Linked DNA regions of Homo sapiens: region 1 is linked to region 2. A link is a loop called in an ENCODE intact Hi-C map of the cell type or tissue named here. Cell type or tissue: IMR-90. All regions are shown on one strand. Links, peaks and the distances in the headings refer to the core of each region. The heading gives the core; the rest is flanking DNA.

Region 1 (2,914 bases), core at 112-2,611, 200 kb before region 2:
TTATCTGATTATGAACAGGCACTTATGGTCACTGATTTCAGTGATTCTACATTTAACATCCCATGTATATTTTTAATCTTTTATATATGTAGCAAAAGCTACATATATAAAAATAAGGGTATTTTCTCTTGGTGATATGGTCAGTCAGTCCTTTTGATTATGAATTATACAGGACTTTCCTAGAATCCCAAGGGGAACAATATAGTTTAATGATAAGAATACAGACTTTAGTATCACACATACCTAAGTTTTAAGTCTTGGTTCTGCTTCTTTTTAATGCGATAGATAATAAATACAGATCCCAGCCAAATATTTGCCTGTCTTCTAGACTTCATTAATACCATATCTGACTTTCCAATCTTGTACTCAATGACTGCTCAGTACATATAACTGTAGGTAATATATACTGTAACCACTTTAAAATCTACCTCAGCATTGGAAAACTATGAATACAGGTGACCCAAGCCAGGCACTCAGTTTGCCTGGCAGATGTGAAGACAGTCCGCACCTCCAAGGGTTTCCAGCCACCAAGGATCGCTAAATTGCATAAGCAGGTGTCCGTGCAAAGTCTGAGAGGTTAATAATGAACAACTCTATTTTATCTGTGGCTAGGGAGGTGGACTCAGTGTTGTCGACACCAGGCAAACACACAGCAAAGCATTTCCCAAGAGAGACTCAGATAAGTCAAAGAGAAATGCACCTGTTAGAAAGATTACCCTTTTCCTAGGATTTCCTACCGGTTTCCCAACAACGGGTCATATTTGTGCACACGAGTCACTCTCTGCCCCTCTGCCTTGCTTATCTGAGCTAGTAATACTCAAAACAAAGACAAAAAATGGAAATTTAATCTCCCCTGAAACCTATTAAAAGACAGGACAATCCTCATCAACGGAAAGGATCAGATTTCCCATCTCAAGTCAAAGGAAGAGCTCTGAGAGTGATAATCTTTGGTTTCTAGAAATTATACTGAGAGGCATTATTCCATTGTTCTCATTTTGGGGTCTGAAATTTGCCTGAAAATAAAGCAACAAGGAGAATAGATGTTTTGTAATGATTTGCATATATTTGACGTGCTCTCTTGACAGTCAGAACCATCGCAGTATCAAACTAATCATATACTTCAAAGTGAAAAAGAGAAAATAGGCCCTCTCTTACAAGTCAAAAAATAAATATTCCAGGTGAGGCTTTTGAGTTTTTATCTAGTTTTAAACCCTGTGCCAGGAAATGGAGCAAATGTGCTCTTGCATTAAGAAACATCCCTTTTCGGGGTTCTTTAACATTCACAATGAGCAGACAAACCTTTGTGACCATCAGCAACTCATCCACATTGCCCCTTACACACACATACATGCAAGTATGAGAAACTCAATCTTCCTGCTTTTGAAACACAAAAGGCTGCCTGGCCCCATGGTAAAGAGGAGTTTAGGTATCCCAGGAAAGGGCTTAGATCATCGGCCACACAGGCCGGCCCCTGTGGCTCATTCCTGCTGGAATGAAAACCACTACCAAGGGTAAGTGCTTATGGGTGAATTATTATTGTTTACATGGTCTTCTTCCAAGTTGTAAAACTTCTTTGAGGTCTCCAACCAGAATGAAGAGCACAGATTAGGCATGAAACAGCAAAGTTGTACAGAGAGGGGATAACAGCATGAAATATTCCTGATGGATGGTCAAATTGAGCAGAACACTGGCATATGTACTGTGGCTCTCTGGACTCCCTGTTGTTCATTTTTTACCGGCCTAATTAATATTATCTGGCTTAGGAGAATTAAAGGGTCCACAGCAATCACAGAAAATTTAGGATTGAGATTCTTCCTATTCTCATTAAAGGAGTGAGTTAGGGGTTATCCTTTCGCATATGACTATAAGAACGTGCGTGTAAAAGAGAGCACGGCCAGGCGTGGTGGCTCACACATACAATCCTAGCACTTTGGGAGTCCGAGGCAGGTGGATCATGAGGTCATGAGATTGAGACCATCCTGGCCAACATGGTGAAACCCCGTCTCTACTAAAAATACAAAAATTAGCCGGTGTGGTGGCATGTGCCTGTAGTCCCAGCTACTCAGGAGGCTGAGGCAGGAGAATTGCTTGAACCCGGGAGCCAGAGGTTGCAATAAGCCAAGATGGTGCCACTGCACTCCAGTCTGGCAACAGAGCGAGACTCCATCTCCAAAAAAAAAAAAAAAAAGAGAGAGAGAAAGAGCATAATATTTTAAGCTGTGTCTCCTGGAAGATGTAAAATATGGAGAAGGGAAAAGTATTTTCTGCTGTTAAGAGGAAGGTTTCTCAGTGTAATTTATAGGTGATTTGCACCAAACTCATGTATGTTAAAAATACAGATGCTTGATAATTTGCAATTGCAAAAATATGGAACCAGTCCAAATGCCCATCAATCGACTAGTGGACAAAATGTGGTACACACACACACACACACACACACACCCCATGGAATACTACTCAGCCATAAAAAAGAATGGAATAATGGCATTTGCAGCAACCTGGATGGAGATGGAGACCATTATTCTAAGTGAAGTAATTCAGGAATAGAAAACCAAACATTGTATGTTCTCACTTATAAGTGGGAGCTAAGCTATGAGGACACAAAGGCATAAGAAGGATACAATGAACTTTGGACACTCAAGGGGAAGGGTGGGAGTACTTATCCATGTAACTAAACACCACCTGTTCCCCCAAACCTAGTGAAATTTTTAAAAATACAGGTGCTTGGACTCCCCACCCGGTAAGTTCAGACTGAGTGACCTGTGGTGGGTCCTGGGAATCTGCATGTTCAACATGCTCCTCTAGTAATTTTTAAGTGCCTGGGAGTTGGAAAATCACTAACACTATAGTGTCAAGCCTCCTGGAATAAAACAAATACATTTCCTTCATCCATATTTTCAGATAGGCCAAGGTT
Region 2 (2,914 bases), core at 108-2,607:
ACAAAGTTGAAAATTTGGGGTTTTGAATGTAGACATGACAGAGTTTTTAAGGAAGGGAAATGGCTAGAGTGGAGAAGGTTCTATCTCAGGGCCGACCTTATCTCCCTGAAAGGAGAAAGCAGTGACTCATTAGAATATGTTTTTGCTCTTTCAAAAGAGCCAGGGGTAGGTGAACAACTTTCAGAAAGCTGTATTGTCCCTTCCAGACCAAGCCAGGGGCTAGAACAGAGCAGATGTGTGACTAGGCAAACCTGCTAAGCATGGCCTTAGCTTCCCCATCTGCACAGTAGAGAAAATAAACTCTTCCCAAGGGGACAGAGGCCAGCAGAGCTGCTAGTGAGCGGCCAGGACTAGGGCCATGCTCATGGTTATTATTGGGCTCCTAGGAGGAGGGCCTAGTTTTAAGGGTGCCCCTTTCCTGCACAGGAGGTGTGGGGTGTTGCGTGATGTAAGAGGGAGGGTATTCTTGGCTCTCGGGGTCTGGGGCCACCCTGCAGATCCGGACAGCTGACAAGGCTGGGGAATGTATCCGGGACATGTGGCTGGGCTTAAGAGGCTCCACAGTTCAGCTGTGATCATGATTGTTCTTTCCAAGGACAGGCCCCAGTCAGTGAAGGAAGCAAGGGCACAGGGGAGGGAGCACAGATGTGCTGGATCTGGCGGAGAAGGGAAGGGGCCCTTCGGGGCAGGTGGCCACTTGCAGAAGAGTGGTTTCCCTTGTCAGTAGTCTTTTTTTGGTTGGGGGAAGGGGAAGTCATTTCCTGCTCCTGTCCCAGGAGTAAGCTAAAATCTATTATTGTAAGTTCATTTCTTGGTGGAGGGTAAGAAGACAAATAATAAGATCTTAGTGTCTGTGGGAGGAAGCCCTGCCCTAGGAGTCTAGGGTTCTGGTCCCACCCAGACCTGGACTTGGCCAGTAGTTCCCAAACTATGCCAGTGGTTAACAGGCTCCTTCTGACTCCTTCTTTACTGACTCTTGGCTTCTAATCCTTCTTTATGGGAATCTGAGCAGACAATTAAGGCGGTAATACAGTGAAGCAGAAACTCGAAGCTGATTAAATAGCCCAAAGCCCAAAGTCCAGCAAGATTCCCACCCTTCCGTGTGCTGGGGCTTTGGAGCTCAGCTGATTGGCTGTGAAAGAGAGAAGAGAAGAGGGTTGGGAATCGGTAATGTGGTGGGATGAAGTGATGAAAAACAACCGTTTTTTTTTTGTGATCTCTGACAGATTGTGGCCAGAGGTGAGCTTCTTAGTGCTGGTGCTGGGGGTAGGGAGGTGGGGGAAGGAAGAAAGATTCATAGACAAATCCAGCTGCCCAAATGCTTTATTCTTCCACTGGGGCCATTCTCAGCAGAGATTGTCTTTCTTTGCAGGGTATAGGGAGGGGCAAGTCCTCTGCTTCCCTCAGCATCCCTCCCCCTCTTTTTAAAGTCCTTTTAAAGCAATAAGTCATTATTTGGTTGTAGCTTAATTAGCTAAACTGGAATAGTGTCACAAAGAACCAAGCAATAGTGGTGGGCAGGCTCTCTGGCAGCCTAGAGACCTTTATTCTGAGTTGTTTAAAGGGTTAAACAGCCTTCACTGAAAGAACCCGCTGAGACTGAATGGGGCAGTGCTTAAACTACCCATTCATTCACAGCCTCTTGCCAGTTTGTCATTAGCTGACCTGTAGCTTTCAAAGTACAACTGTCAGGTTTTCCCAATATTTCCCAACTCACCTCCCTAGGGTAAGTCAAGGGGAGGGTGTGGGTGGGTGGGATTAGGCATCCTGCTCAATTGTGCGGACATTTAACATGCCTCTTGATTCTTTTCAGCCAGCCTGTATTGAGCGGTTTGCAGCCTGATGCTCAGCCCCCTCCCCACAGGTACAAATGCAGTGAGTGTCAGACTGGCTGGTTCTGGGCTCCCAGACCCGCCAAGCAGCAAATACAGTGTTGCGCGTGTTCTGGGGATTTTGATATCCTGCTGATTCAGTATTCTAGGACTCTCTGTGCCCTGGCTCCCTCCCTTCCTCACAGACCTGGGCCAGGGACCCCATCAATGAAGGTACCCTAGGGACCCTTAAGTTCAACTTGATAGGTGGGGAGGAGTAGAGATTCCTTTCCACCCCAGGGTTTCCTTTTGGGGACTGGTTTGTAATAAACTCCTACAAGTGAAATCCATTCAACTATAAGAAAACTAAAAATGAAACCACTTTTAAGACGGGGGATGGCATGTAACACTGAACTGGAGTGAAGAGCACTTGAACTCTGAGCCTTCCTTGAATGAGAGAGATTACAAACCCCCACAGCCTTCACTCTCCACATTGAAAATTCCCCTCCCTGGGGTTCAGGCTGATGTAAGCCCCATCTGGCTTTCCTTCCCTGTTGGTTGCATTGCAGAGCCCCAGGATGTTCTAATGATGTTCCGTGAGGGCTGGAGGAGTCCATGGTTGTGAAAGTGATGGCACTTTCATGCCTTTCCATAAATTCCCAGAGGTTATGGAGGGCTTTTGTAAGTCAGGGCTGAGAGGTTAATATTTCAGCCTCTGAAGCCTCTGCTGTCTTGGTTCAAATCCTGCTCTGGTCACTTGCTAGCTCTATGACCCTTTGTGCTTCCATTTCCTCCTCTGTAAAATGGGTTCTCTCTTGAAGTATGGTGAGGATTAAATGACTTGATTTATGGTGAGAAAATAAATCACTGAGGGCTTAGCACGGAGCCTGGCACCAAGAAATGTTTCGTAAATATTAGCCGCTTCCATAATTATTATTTATTATTATTAGAAGGTTGAGTGGAGGTAAAAGTCCCTTCCCTCTTGCCAGTTCGTAAGAGTACCACCTAAACTTGATAGAGGTGCTTCTTTGGCTAAGTGGAGTGCTGGGTTTGTTTCTCTGTCCAGTGTCTTCCAAATTGGCCATCAGTCTCTTCCAAACTGC

What was found. A loop is a pair of places that touch in the nucleus more often than their neighbours do. Peaks named below come from ENCODE experiments on the same cell type or tissue, not always from the same donor. Only the 100,000 strongest peaks of a DNase experiment are listed, where the experiment ranks them.
Region 1: a loop joins it to region 2, with 7 times the contacts of the local background. A loop is called at or near these places in 2 of 110 quality-filtered maps.

What each region holds. Positions count from the first base shown.
Region 1 is chr5:142,519,659-142,522,572 of GRCh38, reverse strand. No RefSeq gene overlaps it. Among named protein-coding and RNA genes, the nearest start is that of FGF1, 160 kb to the left of the region's middle. In IMR-90, for the core only: no CTCF peak of the experiment used is centred there; a DNase peak (open chromatin) is centred at 1,472.
Region 2 is chr5:142,318,694-142,321,607 of GRCh38, reverse strand. The region is part of intron 1 of SPRY4 (sprouty RTK signaling antagonist 4); the gene reads left to right. Among named protein-coding and RNA genes, the nearest start is that of SPRY4-IT1, 1.8 kb to the right of the region's middle. RefSeq lists an enhancer at 1,272-2,016. In IMR-90, for the core only: no CTCF peak of the experiment used is centred there; no DNase peak of the experiment used is centred there; H3K4me3 peaks cover 874 bases; H3K27ac peaks cover 2,079 bases.